Regions from separate parts of the Homo sapiens genome. Here regions 2, 3 and 4 are each linked to region 1. A link is a contact called in ENCODE Hi-C data. All regions are on one chromosome and are shown on one strand. Each heading gives the region's core, a stretch centred on a gene start or an enhancer-like site at or near the end of the contact. The rest is flanking DNA. Distances are from core to core; before and after follow the strand shown. Region 1 holds the start of KRT33A (keratin 33A). Region 2 holds the start of IGFBP4 (insulin like growth factor binding protein 4). Region 3 has its middle 18 kb from the start of CCR7. Region 4 has its middle 34 kb from the start of CCR7.

Region 1 (5,403 bases), core at 2,044-4,543:
AAGAAAAAAAACATTCATAATCCTGTCATTTAATAGCATCCAGTGTCATTGTGGTGTGTTTTCTTTAATCTCTCAATTGTCCCCATTTTAATAATAGTTTAATTTTGTTGTGACTATCTTTTGTGTACCTTACTCTGGATAAGCATATTGCTGTCGAGTAGGGTCACCATTGTTTGACCAATTGTTCTAAGTTGCTCCAAACAGATGGGATATAATCTATATCTGATGGGATATAATTATGTTTAAATTACTCCAAATTGTTGGTATATAATTGTATCATCAACTTAGAAATAATTGAAATCAGAGAGTTAACAAGAAACTGTACTATTGCTGAATTCTATCTTTATTTACACATTGACTCATAATTCTTCTTCAACACAGCATATCTATGGTTAACAAGATGTTTTTCTCACTGCCCTTGATTTCTGTCCTTAGGTAATAACAGATCAGATTGTTTGTGAAATTCTTCAACATTTCAGTAGAATGGTGATTGGGCTGATAATGCAGTGGGAATCAGAAGATCTGGGTCCTAGCTAGATGATACTAAGCAAGGCATTTCTCCATTCTGAGCCTCAGTTTCCCCTTCGTAAAACGAACGGTTTGGATGAGTTGACCATTAGGATCCCCAATATCTTGTTCCAAGATTTTCCCTCTCTCTTTTAACCATTTTCATATTTAGGATCTATGTTAGGAGGTAAGAGGGAGGAAGAGAAGAGCCAAATGCAAAGCCATCTGGTTTTTGGTCTGTAGCTGTAGCTGGGAGGCTTGGAAGCTGCTTGGATTGGTAGCTGTAGCTGGGAGGCTTGGAATCTGTTGTCTGCTTTATCCTCTGCTAGCAAGGACATAGGAAGCCCCTCCTCTTTCTGGCCAATGTATGCCTCCTCAGGCCCATACTTGAATTTTTTCCTCATTGCCTCTTTAGGATATCAAATAAGGCTCATCTTACATCTTGTGACAAAACAGAAGTGGTGTCATATGCACGGTCAGTTCAGATTACTCATGCTTCTTGGATAATTGTTCCTAAATAATAAACTATTACGAATCATCAAGTTCAAACAAGTCTGGCATCTGCGTAAAGCCCACTCCAATTATTGTATAAAAGTCTGTATTGGTAAGATCAAAGCTCCAAGCTTAATAATCAGATATATAAATTTATTGCAGCAGAACTTCTCTAAGTAATGAACATCTCAATTCTGTGTGTTTGAAGTCTTGGTTTACCGAAGTTCACTGTGGGCATTACTTTAAGAATGTGCACAGGCGCTGCGTACAGCAGGCATACCTGTGTGACCCTGGAAAGGTCCTGGTAAATTTCTGGTCAAGGCAGCCAATACCCTCTCCATGGTCCTGATCATGTGCGGCCCCTTTGCTGCACTTGGCACTTCTAACATCACCTCCTCTTGGAAGCACCCTCCTTCCTGCCCTTCTGGGATGCCATGAACTTGTTTTTATCATTTTTTTCTCACCATTTCTCCATTTATCACAGATTCTTTTTCCTTCTCCTGATCTCTGATTGGGAAATTCTCCAAAGTTTGGTCCTCAGCTCCTTGTTGCTCTTCTCTTTGTACTCTCCCTTGGCCCAGTTCTCTAACTCTCTCACTTGTACTAAACCTTATCTGTATCATCATCCCTGCCATAAATTCTAGTCTTGCATGGACTGTTGCAATAGTCTCTTTGCTGAACTCTTTGCCTCCAATCTTTCCTTCATTTTTCAAAAACAGATAAATATTTGCTAAAACATTTCCTAAAACACCTTTTGTCACACCACACTTAGGTTCAAAAGCTTATACTGGCTCTACAGCTTCTGGGGAAGTCCAAGCTGCTCCACTTCACCATCGAGACCCCCTACCATAGGGTCCCCATACAATCCCCCATAAAGCTTTAATTTCTAGCACTTCCCTTCACAACTCTCCCCTTCCTGCTGCCTAGACTTACCCTGGTCCTTCAACCATGCCTTGGGCTTTCCCACCCCATTCCTGTGTGCACATTATTCTCCTCACCTGCACTTCCTACTTTTCTCCCCTCTGCTTCTTAGAAGCCTCCCTATCCCAGCACAAATCCATTCATCCATTCCTAAGAGCCTCCAATCCTGGAGCTGCTCGCCCTCCCCAGTGTGTAAACCACTCAGTTATCACTTGTCAACTTCTGCCTCAGATTATTATTTCCTGTTCATCCCTTCATCACTCTACCCACACCCATTCAACAGTGCCTACCAGGTGCCTAGAGCTGGGGATTCAAAGACAAACTAGACCCTGCCCTTGCCTTCAGGGACCTCAAATAGAGACAGAGAGACAAGCACATAAGTCATGACAGTGTCATGCTCAAGGTAAAAAGAGAGCTTGGAGAGGAGAAAGGGACGGCCTGTCTGAAGAAGGGAAGGAAGTAAGCCATTTATATTTAAGCCAAGTGTTGTGATGAAAAGAAAAGTGATCTGCTTTGGAATCCTAGGTCCACAACTTATTATCCTCACCCTCTATGCCTTGGTGTTCTCATCTATAAAATGGGAATTATACAGTTTACCTTTAAGAGTTCTGGTGAGGAATAATGGACATCTAAGTTCTGCATGTTTGAGGATCATGTTTGTAAAAAGGATCTAGTTTGTGAAAAGTGTCCACACTACCTTGGGCTTGTGCAGTTTCTTAACAAGTAAGAACTTCTTCTGACCATAGCATTGAGTCCTATTTTCCACCCCTCCCAGTGTCTATTACATCGCCCTGGATGAAATTGTCATAGTGGATATCTATTATTTGGTTGATTGACGTCATCATGGACATGAAAAAAGCCCATCATATCAGGAAACATGGCCATCAGGAACTGTCCCAGAAAGGATCTATTCCTCTTTCTGAGAACCATGAATTTGGAATTTGGCACTTGGAAATGTGACCTAGCAAAAGACACAGGGCAAGAGCTATGCTTTTCCATTTCACCAAGGAGAGCCAGAGCTTGCCAAAGAGTTAGGGGCCTCAAGCCACAAAGCAGAACAGCAATACTGTCTCTTGACCTGCTGCACCCCACTGAAGAAGGCCAGGGCTTTCATGAGTCCAGGTCTTTGAAGTCACACCATGAAGCTCTTACATCATGACACACAGCATGGAAGAGGAGTCCCGACTTAGCGAGAAGCCCAAGTAAAGTATTTTATGAGGGGAGAGACTCTTCTGAAGAAACACAACAAATGGAGGGAAGGGCTTTTGACAATCACCAAATGAGCAAAAAAAAAAAAAAAAAAAAGGGGTTGTCTTACGTGTCCACACCCTCCATGGACGAGGTATAAATGCTCCCTGGAGGAAGGAGACCCACCGCTCTACAACCTGGAGATTTTGGACTCTGTCTTCAGCTGGACACTCCCTCCCTGCACCATGTCTTACAGTTGTGGCCTGCCCAGCCTGAGCTGCCGCACCAGCTGCTCCTCCCGGCCCTGTGTGCCCCCCAGCTGCCACGGCTGCACCCTGCCCGGGGCCTGCAACATCCCCGCCAATGTGAGCAACTGCAACTGGTTCTGTGAGGGCTCCTTCAATGGCAGTGAGAAGGAGACCATGCAGTTCCTGAACGACCGCCTGGCCAGCTACCTGGAGAAGGTGCGTCAGCTGGAGCGGGACAACGCGGAGCTGGAGAACCTCATCCGGGAGCGGTCACAGCAGCAGGAGCCCTTGGTGTGTGCCAGCTACCAGTCCTACTTCAAGACCATTGAGGAGCTCCAGCAGAAGGTGAGGAGTGGGCGACACAGTGCCTCCAGTAGGAAGTTGTCGGGAGAGAATCCGAGTTGTGATTGAGAAACAACGTAAGCTCTTGATGTGAATGAAAAGCTGAAAACTGGCCTTTCCATTTTGTTTTTTGAGGGCCCATCTAATACTAGACTTGGGACTGTTAGGTCTAAATATTTGCATAGTGTTAGTCTATGTGGAGGTAGCAGCACTTTGCATAAATGAGCTGTAATTAAAAACTACCTCTGAATGCTTCCATGCACCTGCCAAGCTCCAGAATTATTACCCTGAGGTGAGAGAAAAGGACTGAGTCCAAAGGAAGCTGGGGAAACGGAATCTTTTGTAAAGACTGGGCCATTTTCTTTCTCCCTCATCTGAGCTTTTTGCCCCTTGGACTGCTGGCTGCCTCTCTCTTCTAGGTTCCTACTTATCCTGATTTCATTGTCCTCACCTTCATGCCTCTGGGCTTCTCCTGGTGCACAGTGTCCAGTGAGAGCCTAAAATGTTTGGCCCAAATTGGGAAGATTGGAAATTACCTAGGACAAAGTAGTCCCAGTTGTCTGGGACATCTGGGAACATGTGGCTTCTTCCCTGATCCAGTCCCCTGCAATTGCTAGTTTACCTATTTGTCTTTTCTGCTTGATTGAAAGTTTCTTGAGGGCAGGATCAAGTGCTTACCAATTTTTGTATCCTCAGCTCCTAGTATCATGCCAGAAACATAGTAGGTGTTTTTCATAAATGTCAACTATTATGATCAGCTTCTCAGTATTGCTCATTAGGATAGAAAAAAGATTATCTACTTATACTTTTTGCATATTTTGGTGTTCTTTTTTTGAATATAATTTTGGAAATATTCATTGAGTACCTGCTGTATATAGAAAGCATTTAATAAGATAGACATCCTGATCCTTCCAAGGAAGTGAATTAGGAAGGACTGCCATTGGTGAAAAATTACCAAGTCCTTGCTCATTCTTGAATGTTTTGGGCCTTCTAGATCCTGTGCAGCAAGTCTGAGAATGCCAGGCTTGTGGTGCAGATCGACAATGCCAAGCTGGCCTCAGATGACTTCAGGACCAAGTGAGTGGGCAAGCGGGGTGTTGCTGTTTATTTCTCTTCTCTGGCAGCCCTCCTTTCCTTTAGCCTGTTGTCAACACAAGTTAAACAAACAGTGACTGAGCTATGTTCTAGCTGCTTTCTCCAAGATTCACAGAGCCACCACACACCGTAGCTCAGAGATCCTTTCCCCAGGCCTTAGACTTCCTTTCCTCCTTCTTCTCCTCTGTGACGTGACACCCCTAGTCGTACTGTGAGTTAGTGTAGACGTGTTGGCCCCCGATGTTCTCCTATGCACAGAACCCATTCATGAGAATGGAGAATGTGGAAGCATATTATTTTGGAAGTCTTACAGTTTGTCAGCTTTTATCCTAAATCCACTGGCTTTCTTCTTTTTTTTAGAGACAGGGCCTTGCTCTGTCACCCAGGCTGGAGGGCAGTGGTGCAATCATAGCTCAGTGTAACTTCAGATCCTCAGACTCCTGGGCTCAAGCAACCCTCTCCCCTTAGCCTCCTGAATAGCTAGGAATATAGAAGTCTATCCACTGGATCTTTAAACGTAAAATTACCAGTGCATTTTCTTCCAGCTCGATGCTGAAAACCTAAACAAAAGAGATGGCTATAAAAACTACAAACCCTAATTCCTAGTTGC
Region 2 (5,403 bases), core at 1,926-4,425, 910 kb after region 1:
TGTTTTCTTTAGACAGAGTCTCGCTCTGTCACCCAGGCTAAAGCGCAGTGGCACAATCTTGGTTCACTGCAACCTCCACCTCCCGGGTTCAAGTGATTCTCCTGCCTCAGCCTCCCAAGTAGCTGGGACTACAGGCACGCACCACCATGCCCAGCTAATTTTTGTATTTTTAGTAGAGACGAGGTTTCACCATGTTGACCAGGCTGGTCTCAAACTCCTGACCTCAGGTGATTCACCCTCCTCAGCCTCCCAAAATACTGAGATTACAGGTGTGAGCCACTGCACCCGGCCTACTTTTTTTTTTTTTTTTTTTTACGAAATAGAGTCGCCCAGGCTGGAGTGCAATCACGTGATCATAGCTCATTGTAACCTTGAACTTCTCATCTCAGACTCCCAAATACCTGGGACTACAGGCATGAGCCACTGCAGTTGCCTATTTTTTTTTTTTTTTTTTTGTAGAGACGGGGGTCTGGCTATATTGCTCAGGCTGGTCTCGAACTCCTGGCCTCAAGCAATCCTCCCAAAGTGCTGGGATTACAAGCATGAACCTCCACACCCAGCCCCTAGATATTCCTGGAGGCCAGTTTGCATTATATCCAGAGGACAACCACAAAATTCTCATGCCATGCCCTCCCCAAACCCCTAGGGGATCTTATTTTCCTCCACTACAGGATGGAGTATTCCTACCCAACCAGAGGATGAGGTATTCCTACCCAGCCCTTTGAGGGCTCTTCTGTCTTGCATTCAAAGTGCTGAGAGAGGAGGAGGCTACCAGCCATCCTTATCTGGTGCCAGATACCCTCTGGCTGGTGGAGGATGGAGATTCAAAGGGAACGTGACTCTGTTGTACCCCGCGAACCCAAGGGCTCGGCCCTTGCTCCCTCCCAGTCTCAGTACCCCTCCTCTACCATTGCCACTGGCATCTCTGCCCCAAGATTAGCGACTTTCTCCCCCAGGACCCCCCTTCCCAGATATGCTGGGTGCCAGGCTGGCATTTCTCCTAGAATGTTTTCTGCTGACCCATCTCTCCCTACCCAGGGGCAGGAAGGGCAGAGAGGCCCGAGGCCCAGACCCCTGGAGTCCACCTCCTTCCTGTTTTCCCTGCATCCTGCTCTCCTCGGCTGACAAGCTGCAGAGGATTGAGGAAGTGGAGGGTTTGGGTCCCAGGACAGGAAGCTTGGGGCTGGAGTCCCAGCATCCGGACTGCAACAATGGAAGCTTCAAGCACCAGGAAAAGAGACAGAGACAGACAGAGGCACAGGAGAGCAAAACAGGGTCGGAGATGGAATGAGAAACAGAGGCATAGATACAGAAAGACAGACAGAGAGATTCCCAAAGTAACAGGGAAAGACCAACAGTGACAGAGACACAGAGAAACAGCAACAGAAAGAGAGGGAGAGAAGCAGAGCAACTGAAACAGAAACACAGAATAAGGTGGAGAAAGAAACGCACGATGGGCAGAAGACACTGAGGAAAACAGAACTCGAGAGCATGACTAGTGAAACTAGAGGTTGAGAGACAAATCAGGAAGAACAAAAGAGCAAGAGAAAGAAGGAAAAGAGACTGAGAGTCTAAGGAGAAACTGAGAAACAAAAAAAGAAAGTGTAAGAATGAGGTTAGGGCAAGGGCCTTCTCAGAGTCTCTCTCTCTCTCTCTCTCTCTCTCTCTCTCTCTCTCTCTCTCTCTCTCTCTGTCTCTGTGTGTGTGTGTGTGTGTGTGTGTGTGTGTGTGTGTGTGTGTTTCTCTCTCTCTCTCTCTCTCTCTCTGTTTCTCTCCCCTGGCGCCCTGGCCCCTTCTCTATTCCCTATCCCACACACATGAGGCTCCTGCAGCTCTCGGCTAGGAGCCAAGACTTTTCTACCACCTCAAATCCTACCTGCCTGGAGAAAAGAACAGGGGGCCTGTATACCAGGGCAGGCAGAGGTGTCCAGGCCTGGCAGAGGGACCCCTGTCTTCCCACTGCCTCTCAAACAACAAGGTGACCTGGCTCTGGGCTTTGGGGAAGGGCAAGTCTAATGCCCCTCAACGCCAAAGTCCCTCTAATTTGTATGTCCCACTCCACCACTGGACCATGTAAAAAAAAAGTTCAGGCCCTGGCTCCCCAGACCACTGGGATTTCACCCTCGGCCTGGATCAGGAACAGAAAGCTTTCCCCACTCCCTCATCCTCCCCAACACACACCCCACCACCATCCTCCAGTTCTCTGGCCCTAGACAGCTGACTTAACTGGACCTTAATCTGCCACTCCTGCACCAGCAGCCAGGCCTCCCACTGGGACCCCCTTATCAAACAGACAACCCTTGGAGGTTTGAGATGGAGCGATGGGACAGTCTCCCTTGGTGGTGGCAACAGGCTGCTAGGGACTCGGTAGCAGTTTCCTTGATGAGCCTGTCCCATGCCAGTCGGGCCCTGCCACGTACCTGCCTTCTCTTCAACTCATAGGGGATTTTTAAGGGCCTTCCAGGGCGGCTGGAATGGGGAAGAAGCCGCTGGGAAGGGAGCGCACTCAGGAGGGAATTGGGAGGCCAGGGGTACCTTACCAGAGGGCTGCAGGCTTTCCTGGATGGCCTCGATCTCCGCCAGCTCCATGCACACGCCTTGCCCGTGCATCAGTGTGTGCAGGGGCTTCTCCACCCCTCGGGGCGGGTAGCAGCGCAGGCCCGAGCCGCAACGGGGGGTGTACACCCCGCAGGGCATCCCCAAGCCCAGGGCGCAAGTGGCGCAACAGCCGCAGCCCGGCTCTCGCACCAGCTCCTCGCAGCCCACGGGGGGGCGGCAGCGCGCCAGCTTCTCCTCGGAGCAGGGCGGGCAGTGGATGGCTTCGTCGCCCAGGCTCGGCCCGGGCCCGGCGGCCAGCAGCAGGGCGGCCACGAGGCAGAGGGGCAGCATGACCGCCCGAGGACTGGGCGCGGGCGCGGGGCGCTGGGCGCAGGCGGGGAGCGCGGGCGCGCGGGCGAGCGGCGGAGGGCACACGGCGGCAGCGCCTGGCGCTCCTGGAGGACCCGACCCGGAGGGCGCGGGGAGACGGGGCGGCCCGGCGGGCGAACGGGGACGTAGCGGGGGAAGTTAGCAGGCGTGCCGGAGGGGAGCAAGCCTGGCCGCCGAGGCGCTGCGCCGCATCCTCGGCCCGGCCCAGGCAGGCGGCGGGCGGCGAGGGGCAGGGGGCTGAGCGGCTGCCCGGGACCGGCTCCCCCGGACTTTATACCGGTCCCTGGCCACACCCCCAGCGCCTTCCCAGAGGTGGGGGAGCCGGGGCGGGCGAGGGGGAGAGGGAGAGGCGGCCGTTAGGGGGAGGGGGCGCTGTCCTGAGTCGCCGCCGCCGCCGCCGCCGCATCTGAAAGTCCTTTTCTGCCGAAGAAGGAAGCGGCGCAGTTTGGAAGCTGTAGCAGGCGCCCAGAGTGCCTCTGAACCGGAGCCCCGGAGGGGAGGCAAGGGAGAAGGGAAGCCAAGGGGCTGCTGCGGGGCCCCCTTTCCCGACCTCGGAGGAGTCTCGTCCCGCCCCGCCAAGGCGGCCTCAGTCTCCCACCGAGAAAGGGACTTCCTAGCCCGGACTCCCGGCTCTGCGGATCCGGTCTTCCTGGACAGAGCCCTTTCCACCGCACCCCGGTGCTTCCAGCCTCAACCGCTGGAGACCAAGCCTCCTGAGGTGGGGTAAAGCGTACAGGCACAGCTAGGGGCACAGAAAGGCCTGGAGGCCCTAAGACGTTAACAGGCTCTTGCCACTTGCCCCTTGCAACCTCTCCCGCCCCCGCAATCTCCCCAGGGCGCATTTGGGCCCTGGTCCACCCTGCTTCCCCAAGATGGAATCAGCAGAACTCCCGGGGAGGGAGGTGCCGCCGAGCCTCTTCCTCCTTCTTGGATGTTTGCCTCTCAGGCCCATTCAGACCCACTCGTGGAGGGAGGCAGGCCTGGGAGATTGCCACTTGCAATGTGCAAGTTTTGCGTTGAACAACTCCAGTGGGGCACCATTCCTTGTAATCATTGTGTATTTGTAGAGCTGTTGTGATCATTTCCCAGATGGCAGTGAAGGATTTGAGGGGCCTGCAGCAGTGACTCACACCTGTAATGTCAGCACTTTTGGAGGCTGAGGCGGGAGGATCACTTGAGCCCAGGAGTTCAAGACCAGTCTGGGCAACGTAGTGAGACCTTGTCTCTACAAAAAAATTTTAAAATTAGCCAGGTGTGGTGGCGTTCACCTGTGGTCCCAGGTACTCGGGAGCCTGAGGCAAGAGGATCACTTGAGCCCAGGAGTTGGAGGCTGCAGTGAGCTAGAATTGTACCACTGCACACCAGCCTAGGTGAAAGAAGGAAACTCTGTCTAAAAAAGAAAGAAAGAAAGAAGGCCGGGCGCGGTGGCTCACGCCTGTAATCCCAGCACTTTGGGAGGCCGAGGCGGGCAGATCACGAGGTCAGGAAATCGAGACCATCCTGGCTAGCACGGTGAAACCCCCTCTCTACTAAAAATACAAAAAGTTAGCCGGGCGTGGTGGCGGGTGCCTGTAGTCCCAGCTACTAGGGAGGCTGAGGCAGGAGAATGGCATGATCCCGGGAGGTGGAGCTTGCAGTGAGCTGAGATTGCGCCACTGCACTCCAACCTGGGCGACAGAGCGAGACTCCATCTCAAAAAAAAAAAGAAAGAAAGAGAAAAAAGAAGGCCAGGCGTAGTGGCTCATGCCTGTAATCCTAGCACTTTGGGAGGCCAAGGTGGGCAGATCACCTGAGGTCAGGAGTTTGAGACCAGTCTGGCCAACACGGTGAAACCCCATCTCTACTAAAAATACAAAAATTAGCCGGGCGTGGTGGCGCATGCCTGTAATCCCAGCTACTTGGGAGGCTGAGGCAGAAGAATCGCTTGAACCCCAGGAGGAGGAGGTTACAGTGATCCAAGATCATACCACTGCACTCCAGTCCAGGTGACAGAGCAAGACTCTGTCTCAAAAAAAAAAAAAAAAAAGAATTTTAAGGAAGGGATGCTTTTTTAATTCACCCAGTGTTGCTACTTGGGCTAGTGTTGGGCCTGGCTTGACCCTCTGTAAAATCCTATTGATCCCTATTCCCCCAGCCTTGCCCAATCCTGCCCAAATTGAGAAGAGCCCTGGAGTGGCATTTGGAGCAAAGATCCATCTCCTAGGTTCCCTCTCAGGCCCCCGCTAATTCCCACCCATTCTTCCCTACAAAGGCTTCTGCTGTACTGGAGCTGGTTTCAGGTTAAGCGTACCTGTCCAGGAATAATCAGTAACCCACTGTGGATTTTTTTTTTTTTTTGTCTCGGCCTAGAAAGCTGCAGGTCAGCCAAGCTGAAATGCAGTTCAGAGACCCTCTTCCTGCTTCTTCCCCCAGGACAGGGGTCTTTCAGCCTCACGGGGATTGGGCTACCTCCTACTTACTGAGAGATGATTGCAG
Region 3 (5,403 bases), core at 2,904-5,403, 770 kb after region 1:
TGACAATAATGATACAACCTATCAAAACCTCTGGGATATGGCTAAGGCGGTGCTAAGAGGAAAGTTCATGGCCCCAAACGCCTACATCAAAAAGTCTGAAAGAGCACAAACAGACAATCTAAGGTCATGCCTCAAGGAACTAGAGAAACAAGAACAAACCAAACCCCAACCCAGCAGAAGAAAGGAAAAAACCAAGATCAGACCAGAACTAAATGAAATTGAAACAAAAGAATACAAAAATAAATGAAACAAGAACCTAGTTCTTTGAAAAGATAAATAAAATTGATAGACCATGGCAAGATTAACCAAGAAAAGAAGAGAGAAAATCCAAATAACCTCACTGAGAAACAAAACAGGAGATATTACAACTGACACCCTGAAATACAAAAGATCATTCAAGGCTACTGTAAATGCCTTTATGCACAGAAACTAGAAAATCTAGAAGAGATGGATAAATTCCTGGAAAAATACAACCTTCCTAGCTTAAATCAGGAAGAATTAGACACCCTGAACAGACCAATAACAAGCAGCAAGATTGAAATGTTACTTTAAAAATTACTGACAAAGGCCAGGCGTGATGGCTCATGCCTGTAATCCCAGCACTTTCGGAGGCCAAGGCGGGCAGATCATGAAGTCAGGAGATCGAGACCACAGTGAAACCCTGTCTCTACTAAAAATACAAAAAATTAGCTGGGCGTGGTGGCAGGCACCTGTAGTCCCAGCTACTCGGAGAGGCTGAGGCAGGAGAATGGCGTGAACCCAGGAGGCAGAGCTTGCAGTGAGCTGAGATCATGCCACTGCACTCCAGCCTGGGCAACATAGGGAGACTCTGTCTCAAAAATAAATAAATAAATAAAAATTACCAACAAAAAATAGTCCAGGACCAGATGGATTCACAGCAGAATTCTACCAGACATTCAAAGAGGAATTGGTACCAATCCTCTTGACACTATTCCACAAGATAGAGAAAGAAGGAACCCTCTCTAATTCATTCTATGAAGCCAGCCTCACCCTAATACCAAAACCAGTAGAGGACACAACCACAAAAGAAAACTAAGACCAATATTCTTGATGAACACAGATGCTAAAATCCTTAACAAAATATTAGCTAACCGAATCCAACAACCTATCAAAAAGATAATCCACCATGATCAAGTGGGTTTCATACAAGGGATGCAGGGATGGTTTAACATATGCAAGTCAATAAATGTGGTACACCACATAAACAGAATTTAAAACAAAAATCACATGATCATCTCAATAGATGTAGAAAAAGCATTTGACAAAATCCAGCATCGCTTTATGATTAAAACCCTCAGCAAAATCAGCACACAAGGGACATACCTTAATGTAATAAAAACCATCTATGACAAACACACAGCCAACATAATGCTGAATGGGGAAAAGTTGAAAGCATTCCCTCTGAGAACAGGAACAAGATAAGGACGCCCACTGTCACCACTCCTCTTCAACATAGTACTGGAAGTCCTAGCCAAAGCAATCAGACAAGAGAAAGAAATAAAGGGCATCCAAATCAGCAAAGAGGAAGTCAAACTGTCCCTGTTTGCTGATGATATGATAGTTTACCTTGAAAACCCTAAGGACTCCTCCAGAACTGATAAAAGAATTCAGCAAAGTTTCCAATTATAAGATTAATATACACAAATTAGTAGCTCTTCTATACACCAACAATGACCAAGCAGAGATCAAATCAAGAACTCAAGAATAGCTCCAAGAAAAATAAATAGCTTTACAATAGCTCCAAGAAAAATAAAATACTTAGGAATAACCTAACAAAGGAGTCAAAAGACCTCTACGAGGAAAACTACAAAACACTACTGAAAGAAATCAGACAACACAAACAAATGGAAACACATGCCATGCTCATGGATAGGTAGACTCAATATTGTGAAAATGACCACACTGCCAAAAGCAATCTACAAATTCAATGTAATCCCCATCAAAATACTGCCACCATTCTTCACAGAGTTAGAAAAAACAATTCTAAAATTCATATGGAACCAAAAAAGAGCCCACATAGCCAAAGCAAGGCTAAGCAAAAAGAACAAATCTGGAGGCATCACACTACCTGATTTCAAACTATATTATAAGGCCATAGTCACCAAAACAGCATGGTACTGGTATAAAAATAGGCACATAGACCAATGGAACAGAATAGAGAACCCAGAAATAAACCCAAATACTTACAGCCAACTGGTCTTCAACAAAGCAAACAAAAACATAAAGTGGGGAAAGGACACCCTTTTCAACAAATGGTGCTGGGATAATTGGCTAGCCACATGTAGGAGAATGAAATTGGATCCTCATCTCTCACCTTATACAAAAATCAACTCAAGATGGATTAAGGACTTAAACCTAAGACCTGAAACTGTAAAAGTCCTAGAAGATAACATTGGAAAAACTATTTTAGACATTGGCTTAGGCAAGGATTTCATGACCAAAACCCCAAAAGCAATTGCAATAAAAACAAAGATAAATAGCTGGGACCTAATTAAACTAAAGAGCTTTTGCATGGCAAAAGGAACAGTCAGCAGAGTAAACAGGTAACCCACAGAGTGGGAGAAAATCTTCACAATCTATACATCTGACAAAGGACTAATATCCAGAATCTACAACAAACTCAAATCAGTAAGAAAAAAACAAACAATCCCATCAAAAAGTGGGCTAAGGACATGAATAGACAATTCTCAAAAGAAGATATACAAATGGCCAACAAACATGAAAAAATGCTCAACATCACTAATGATCAGGGAAATTCAAATCAAAACCACAATGCGATACCACCTTACTCCTGCAAGAATGGCCATAATCAAAGAATCAAAAAACAGTAGATGTTGACAGAGATGCAGTGATCAGGGAACACTTCTATACTGCTGGTAGGAATGTAAACTAGTACGCCACTAAGGAAAACAGTGTGGAGATTCCTTAAAGAACTAAAAGTAGAACTACCATTTGATCCAGCAATCCCACTACTGGGTATACCCAGAGGAAAAGAAGTCATTATTCGAAAAAGATACTTGCACACACATGTTTATAGCAGCACAATTCACAGTTGCAAAATCATGGAACCAATCCAAATGCCCATCAATCAACGAGTGGATAAAGAAACTGTAGTATATATATGTATAATGGAATAGTATTCCATCTGATTAGTCTCAGCCATAAAGAGATGAATTAACAGCATTTGCAATGACCTGGATGAGATTGGAGACTATTATTCTAGGTGAAGTAACTCAGGAATGGAAAACCAAACATTGTATGTTCTCACTGACATGTGGGAGCTAAGCTATGAGGACGCAAAGGCATAAGAATGATACAATGGACTTCGGGGACTTGGGGAGAAGAGCAGGAAGGGGCAAGGGATAAAAGACAACAAATATGGTGCAGTGTATACTGCTCGGGTGATGGGTGCACCAGGATCTCACAAATCACCACTAAATAACTTACTCATGTAACCAAATATCACCTGTACCCCAATAACGTATGGAAAATTTTTTAAAAAGAATAAAAAATAAATTTTAAAAATGTACAATTTCGGTTGTGAATGTGCAGGGTTGGCCCAGCAATGGGCAGGCTGGAGGTGGGGAGTGGGCATCTTGGATGTCTAATTTATCACTCGCCATGAGACCAGCCTCAACATTTCCCACCCCTGCTTTCACCACAGAGGTTATTTCAGTCCAAGTTTCCTGTCGCCCTTGCCACCTTGCCAAGATAAAGGTCACCACCGGGTCTCACTGGGGAACAAAAGGAGGGATTCTGGGCAGCCCTCAGTCATGCACAAAAGCTCTGGGCTTAGAGCTCTTGGGGACAGTAGGACAGCAGGGCCAGCCCCACCCTCTCTGGTTGGCTGAAACTAGAATGGCGTGAGGTTTGGCTGAGCAATTCTGGAAGAATAACTGCTCCCTTCCTTTCCCTTTCACCTTTCCTCAGACCCCCGTCCTCACTCACCCCCACTTCTCCCCTCAGAGAGCTTTTGGCAACACGAAAAACACAGACACATAGACCCCTCCCTCTTAATGCCCAACAATGAACCCATGCAGCAAAACAGGAAGCATCTTCCTGTCAAGGCAAACCCATTGTTCTCTCTGTGCACACGTCCTGACAAGTCAGGAAACCGCCGCCGGGCCATGGCAACAGGTGTCAGGGTGACCTGAGGCTTCCCGCTAGCCTGTGCCAAGCCCTCCTTCCCTTTTCATGTAAGTGCCACACGCTAACCAATTGCACCACTGAGAGCTCCTCTCCTTCCCTTTTCTTCATCCTGGTGAGCCATCCTCTTCCTCCCTGCAGCCTCACAACTTATTTTCCTCACACCTGTTGGCCCTTTCCCTCTTGGTTGTCCAAGGTCCGAGTAAGACCTTAAAAGGCCCTGAACCCTATAAAGATTGCAGTCTCTCTCCAAATATAATTCCTAATACTCACCAGACAACACAAAATGTACATGTGTGCTGAAATTAAAAGAGCATCTTTTTAGATTTTCTGATTACTGAACTCTTCTCAACTTTGGGATGTCTTCATCTGGCTGGGGCCCTGTGTCCATACCAAATCTGCCTGTTGGGTTACCCCACACTGGTGGAGGCTCATTTTCGTTGGCTTCACATGGGAACAGATTATTCCCAAGTGAGATAAAACAGGGGCAAGAGGTGGGGGCAGGAGTGAGAGGTGTGATCTTGGACTTTGCCCACTAAATGACAAGTCCAGAGGGACAGGAAGCCATTGGACACTCTGGGTAGAGCCAGGACACTGCTACTATGACCATGGACTCCATATGCAAGAAAGGCAGGACTGAGTTTCTGAGCTTCTGCAGACCTGGCTCCCTCCAGGGGACTCTGGGTCTGGCTCCTCTGTCGATTCTCTCCAGATCAGAGGCCTCCTCTAGGGGTCTCAAGACTTGTCCTGTTCTTTTTCATAATAACAGGGGCTGGAGTTTCTGGTAAGCTAAGCTTTTCTTTATCCTCTGGGTAACCAAGTCATCAGTGAGGTGGTTGGACTGAATGACTATAAAGGTTACTTGTAGGTCCTTCTCCCTGCTCATTCTCAGAAACCTTCGTAAAACAGGATGGGATGTAAAGACCTGTCTGAGGGTGTCTTTCCCAGGAAGAGAGGGGGCAGCCGTGGTCTGAGCTCTTCCGACCATGCCCAACATCAGTAAAGGCAGCCTGGCATAGTGGGAAAAGCCCCTTAGCTTAGAGTCAAATATCAAGTCACTTTCCTTTCAAGTCTCAGCTTCCTCAATCATAGAATGGAAACCTGCCACACAGGGCAGCCCGAGGGCTAAATGAGATGAGGTATAAGGATGTGCTTGGAGATGTGGATGCCCATGCTATTTTCCATTGCTTGTCAAGCTCCTCAAGGCCCAGGACTAGGTTGATGGGCCTTCAAGCC
Region 4 (5,403 bases), core at 1,788-4,287, 750 kb after region 1:
GGGTCTCACCATGTTGCTCAGGCTGGTCTCAAATGCCTGTGCTCAAGCAACCCTCCTGCCTCAGCCTCCCAAAGTGATGGGACTGCAGGCATGAGCCACCATGCCCAGCCCTCTCCTGAAATGTGAGAGGTAGATCTTAACTTGCACTGCCCAATATAGTGCCACTAACCACACATGTGACTACTGAGTGCTTAAAATGTGGCTACTTTGCGAGCATGGTGGCGGGTGCCTGTAGTCCCAGCTACTTGGGAGGCTGAGGCAGGAGAATTGTTTGAACCCGGGAGACAGAGGTTGCAGTGAGCCAAGATCGCACCATTGCACTCCAGCCTGAGTGACAGAGTGACACTCTGTCTCAAGAAAAAAAAAAGAAAAAAAAGAAAGAAAAAAGTGGCTACTTTGACTAAGGAACTGAATTTTTTATTTAGTGTTGCATAATTTAAATAGCCACGTGTGGCTAGTGGCTACTGTTAGACAGCACAACTCAAAAGCAGGGTTCTCAAACTAGGCTGCATATTAGAATCACCTGGGAGCTTTAAACCACTCTGACGCCTGCAGCCATCCCTGGTGACTTTGATTTATTGCCACTGGGTATGGGCAGAGCCAGAGTTCTGAAAGCCCCACGTGTGATTCTCACGCACAGCCAGTTTTGCAAAACTCTGGCCCAAAGGACTTCCCACAGCTTTTCCACCTCTGACATCCTACACGTTGATCTGGTCTCTACAGTTTTCAGAATTTAAGGAGCAAGGAATTTACTTAGAGAATCAACTCAAGATGCTGGAAAATGTTTTTCTATGTTCTAAATGTAATGCATGTTCGTTGTAACACATGGGAGAAAATTGAGAAAACTCAGAGAAATGAACAGAAGAAAGTCAAAATCCCCTAAAATCCCACCACCTAGAGAAAAAGGGTTGAAACACTTAGACGTATATCCTTCAAGGCATTTTTCCATGGATAGAGCCTTATTTTCCTTCAAAATTGAAATCCTACTATGCTTCCTATTTTGTAATGTTTTTGTCACTTTACTTATTTGATTAACAAATATATCATCAATTGTAATGGCTACATGACATTCTATTGCATATAAACCACTATTTATCCAAATTCATATTAATATTGGCCCCATTTTTGCTATAATTTTTAAAAACATTGCTATGAAAAAATACAATGTCTTTATGAAAAGCCATTCACTAACTCCTTAGGAGAAAAGAAAAAAAAAAGAATTCAGTCAAAAGGCATAGAAAATTCTAAGACTTCTCCTAAATGTTTACCAAATGACTCTCCAGAAAAGTTGAACCAGTTCACATTCCCATCAACAGAGCATGAAAGCACCTATATTTATATGCATGTTGGCACTGGGGATTGAACTTTTCAAACTTAACAAGGTTCGAAAAAAAAATGTTTTCAACCACCAACAGGCAACCCTTCGTTTCAAAGTTCAGCACACCTTTAACGAGCACTGACTATGTGCCAGGTGTCACCTTAGGTGTTGGTGATAAAGATGAATGGAATGCATCCCTGCCCTCTAAGAACTCAAGAAAGGGGAGAATTAACAACTTGGCTTTAAGTCAAGGGAGGACAATATAGATGCTAAATAAAGGTACCAAAGTCACACTGGGAGCAGGAAAGAAAAGCCCACGATTCCTCACAGCAATGCTGGGAAGTCTGAAGGGGTGGCATTTGAGCTGGCTCTAGAAAGGTTGAGTCCAGGCGCTGGTGAGAGGTAGGAGGTGATGATATTTGGCAAACACCAAAAAATGCTGGAAGGCTCGGGGGATTGGAAAGTTATTGCTTCCACCCTCCAGTGGCTCCTATATTTATCAACCGTCTACGGTCAGGAAGCTTCTCCTTGAGTCTCTCCAACAGCCTCCTATTGCAGCTTAAACCCCTTCCTCTCGTTATCTATATAGTGGGAATGGGAGGCAGCTTGAATGCATTCTCCATAAATTCACCTCCAGAGACTTCTAGCCAAGGCAAACACCAAGCATGGTATGATATGTTTTCACTGATGAGTTGGTCCCTTTTGCATTATTTGCTCCTTCTATAAAAACAACATCGACTTGTAATGTCAATATGTCCATTTACCAGCCTGGGCAATATAATGAAACCCTGCCTCTACAAAAAATAAAAAAATTAGCCAGGTGTGGTGGCATGTGCTGGTAGTCCCAGCTACTTGGGAGGCTGAGGTGGGAGGATCAATTGAACATGGGAAGTCAGGGCTGCAGTGAGCTGTGCTCGTGCCACTGCACTCCAGCCTAGGTGACAAAGCAAGACCTTGTCTTAAAAAAATAGAGGTAGATAGATAATGTGTGTGTGTGTGTGTGTGTGTGTATAGTTTTTTGTTTTTTGTTTTTTTAAGTTGCAAAACTCAAGACCATAGGGCAAACATCAAGGTGACCTGAATTCCCCAGGCCGCTGGTCGTTAACCCAACTTTTCCCCCATTATTAGGATGGCCAATGCCAGCCCCATAGAGAGAAAGGGGCAGCCAGTTCAAATCCTGGCTCTTCTACTTAGGCCCTTGTGAATTCCCTTGGGTAAACTCACTTTTTCATCTCCCTGGGCCTATAAGACATGGATGGTATGAATAGTGAAAAGTTAGGTTTGGGGAGGTAAGGGAAGCCTTTTGTTAATAATAATAATAATCACCTGTGACTCCCATCCATGTGGGCTCACGTCAAGCGGGCCAGCCCCTTGCCTTCTCTTTTTGTGAGTCTCTGTGACCCACAAACACACACCCTTTCAACCGAGTCTGCCATGTATTTCAGGAATAACACATGTTCCGGAAGACGGCCTTTCTTGGGAAACTCACTGAAAAATGAATTAAGGGACTTGCCCAACTGTGTCTCGGGGCAGGAGGTAAGAAGGGCATGACAGCCACGGGACCTTTTCCACCCATTGACCGACACTCCCTCTTTCCCCAATTCTGCCCTACAACGTCAGAGACCGGATCAAATTTCCCTACTTGCTCTGTCTTCACCTCCCCTTTCTCCCCTGCTCTGTGACGCATGATGTCCCTGGAGAGTCCCCCACATCATCACAGAACAAAAACAAAAACAGCAGAGAAAAAATGCCAAACCTCGCTCCCCCTGCCCCCTCTACTATGAGTCGCCCACACGATGAGGGTGCTTGGTTTCAAATACTAGAAATGAGATGGCCTTTTTTTTCTTTTCACTTCTGCTATTTACACAGAAGTGCCTCGGTGCTAAACCCACCATAATTCAAGTTTATTTTTGGATTTCTCAGCTGTAGAAATCTACAGAATGCCAAAATGGGCTGAAGCAACTCTGTCAATAGGAGGAAGGAGAGGGTGGAAGGGAATGAATGTTGTCGAGAACCTGCTGCGGGCTGGGGCCTTACTGATGCGATTTCGTTTCCTCCTTACAAAGACTCTTAGAAGAAACCCTATTATCAATTATCTTTTGAAGATAGTGAAACCGAGATTCTATGTAGTTAAGCAACTTGGTCTAAGTTGAACAATTTGTAAGTGGTGGGACCTAGATTTAAAACCAGGACTGACTCAAAAGCCAAACTTCTTGGTCTCAGCCCTCACTCCCACCCACGTCCGCACCCACCCGCTCTCTTGCTTCCACAGCGAATTATCACGTGCCTTCTGTACCCATGTGTTTGCACTCTCTCTGCCCCAGCCCCCTCCTGTACTTTGCCCTTTTCTGCTTTGGAACAAAAACAGGGCCAACCAGAGAAGGTTCGGGAAATTTATGGTTTGGTTTCGTTTCTCCCCAAAGCATAGTACATGTCTGATTTCAACCCATTTAAGTAACTGACTTCGGGCCCTCTGGGAATCCTGTCGGGGAGGAGAGCCAAGGTGGACAGAACTCTAATGGCAGCATGGAAGACGGCCAGACTTGAAGCCACGCAGATCTGCGCTGGAATCCCAGCTTGGGCACTTAAGGCTCTTAAATGCTGCTAGGCCTCCATTTCTTCATCTATACATTGGCAATGACATACCTATCTGGCAAGTAGCTGGGAGACCCAAATGAGATGATGTGAGGGAAACAGCCCAGGTCAGATTCCAGCACATAGCAGACATCCAAGAAATGTCTCCCTCTTTTCCTCTCCCACATCCTCAGGAAAGGGGTTCAGGGCTGCCACCAGGGAGCCTGGCCTGCAGAGAGCTTTGGTAACTCTCTGAGGAAGCACAGTTAGATTCATTTCGGCCTGTCTCAAATATTTGCAGGGCCCAGGCAAGAGTACAAACAGAGGCCTACGCACTACCTGCCCAGATAGTTACATTATAAATAGAGCTAACAGACTTATAAAATAGGTTCCATTTCATAATGAAACTATACATTTTCATAACGACCTAAAGGGTCATGTTTAAATTTAGAATTCTCAGACTCCTTCGAGAACTCTCAGACTCTCCCCTCAGCTCCCCTTCTCTACTCCCCAGCCTGGATACCTAAGCGTCATCTACAGCCACCATAAACAGCCAGGACGTGGTCATCAACAGAGTCTAGGGGTGCATACCAAGCTGTGCAGTCTACCCTGTGGAGGATTTTCCCTGGGAAGAGGCCCATGCAAGCCTGAAAGTGGCTGAGGACTCTTTGGGCCGGGAATACTGGGTCCTGAGACCTGGAGTGTGACATAGAAGGGGGGACATGGACCAGTCCTTCACCTGACAAGGGTACCGTCTGAGGAAGGCCAGAGAAAGACCTCTAAGGTGTGGGTTCCTCCACCTGAATCTGAGGGCAGGCTGCATTTGTTCAGGTGCTATTTACCTATCACTCTAAACAGGAATTCATGCAGTGAGCCGGAGCCACAATAGTGAGCTCATCCATCTTCCTGAGTTAAGCCCTAAATCTGACATTGAAAAGAAATTATACTTTTGATCATTTCAATTTGTTTTCAATAATCTTTATCTTTCTTCACCCCCAGGACAGGAGCCAAGGAGGGGGAGATTCCAACATGCATACATTGGTATTTACACACAGACTCTCTTCTGCTCCATTTTTGTTCTTTGCTTAGAAAGTCTTTGTTCCAAAAACTACAGACAGAAACCAGTTCAGTGGTTGTGAGGAGCTGAGGGTAGAGGAAGGGGTTGGCTACAAAGACACGTGAGGGAACAGTGGTGTGTGATGAAACTATTATATACCGTATGTTGTTGGTGGTAGTACATAATTGTATGAATTTATTTTTTAAAAAATTCTAGACCTGTACGCTAGAATGGGTAATTTTTACTGCGTGTAAAATTATACCTCAAAAAACTATGTAATAAAAACTCTTTGCTCTAAACCATATTTTAAGAAAGGAGCAGGATTTTAAAAGGGGAATGTGTTCGGACATCTAACTTCACTTCCTATGGTGTGACATTCAGGGTGAGTCAGTGTAATGGACACCTGTCACATTCATGATGGCGGCTCATCATCTTACGGACAGCTTTTCTTTCT

Evidence for each region. A loop is a pair of places that touch in the nucleus more often than their neighbours do. Pooled maps may share reads with other maps.
Region 2: a map with no recorded cell type shows a loop between it and region 1 (3-fold over the local background). The contact joins the promoter of IGFBP4 here to the promoter of KRT33A in region 1. A Hi-C loop is called at or near these places in 2 of 37 single-sample maps with no recorded cell type and 2 of 50 pooled maps.
Region 3: a loop to region 1 is called in a map with no recorded cell type, with 5 times the contacts of the local background. The contact joins the enhancer-like site here to the promoter of KRT33A in region 1. A Hi-C loop is called at or near these places in 12 of 37 single-sample maps with no recorded cell type and 4 of 50 pooled maps.
Region 4: a loop to region 1 is called in a map with no recorded cell type, with 4 times the contacts of the local background. The contact joins the enhancer-like site here to the promoter of KRT33A in region 1. A Hi-C loop is called at or near these places in 12 of 37 single-sample maps with no recorded cell type and 5 of 50 pooled maps.

What each region holds. Positions count from the first base shown.
Region 1 is chr17:41,348,718-41,354,120 of GRCh38, reverse strand. KRT33A (keratin 33A) reads left to right here and starts at 3,293. Exons shown (of 7, transcript NM_004138.4): 1 at 3,293-3,701; 2 at 4,693-4,775. The coding sequence starts at 3,354. LOC105371778 (a long non-coding RNA gene) reads right to left here and starts at 2,624. Exons shown (of 2, transcript XR_001753056.1): 1 at 2,518-2,624; 2 at 323-1,699.
Region 2 is chr17:40,441,222-40,446,624 of GRCh38, reverse strand. It overlaps IGFBP4 (insulin like growth factor binding protein 4), which reads right to left and starts at 3,175. Exons shown (of 4, transcript NM_001552.3): 1 at 2,541-3,175. The coding sequence starts at 2,889. RefSeq lists silencers at 2,969-3,018, 3,029-3,078, 3,089-3,278 and an enhancer at 5,325-5,374.
Region 3 is chr17:40,581,206-40,586,608 of GRCh38, reverse strand. No RefSeq gene overlaps it. Among named protein-coding and RNA genes, the nearest start is that of CCR7, 18 kb to the right of the region's middle. RefSeq lists a silencer at 4,072-4,217 and enhancers at 3,976-4,225, 4,246-4,385. Within about 2 kb of position 4,153, at least 11 of the 41 ENCODE cell types and tissues checked have a DNase peak (open chromatin) inside an H3K27ac peak, as active enhancers do.
Region 4 is chr17:40,596,950-40,602,352 of GRCh38, reverse strand. No RefSeq gene overlaps it. Among named protein-coding and RNA genes, the nearest start is that of CCR7, 34 kb to the right of the region's middle. RefSeq lists enhancers at 2,955-3,254, 3,462-3,756, 4,183-4,392. Within about 2 kb of position 3,037, at least 13 of the 41 ENCODE cell types and tissues checked have a DNase peak (open chromatin) inside an H3K27ac peak, as active enhancers do.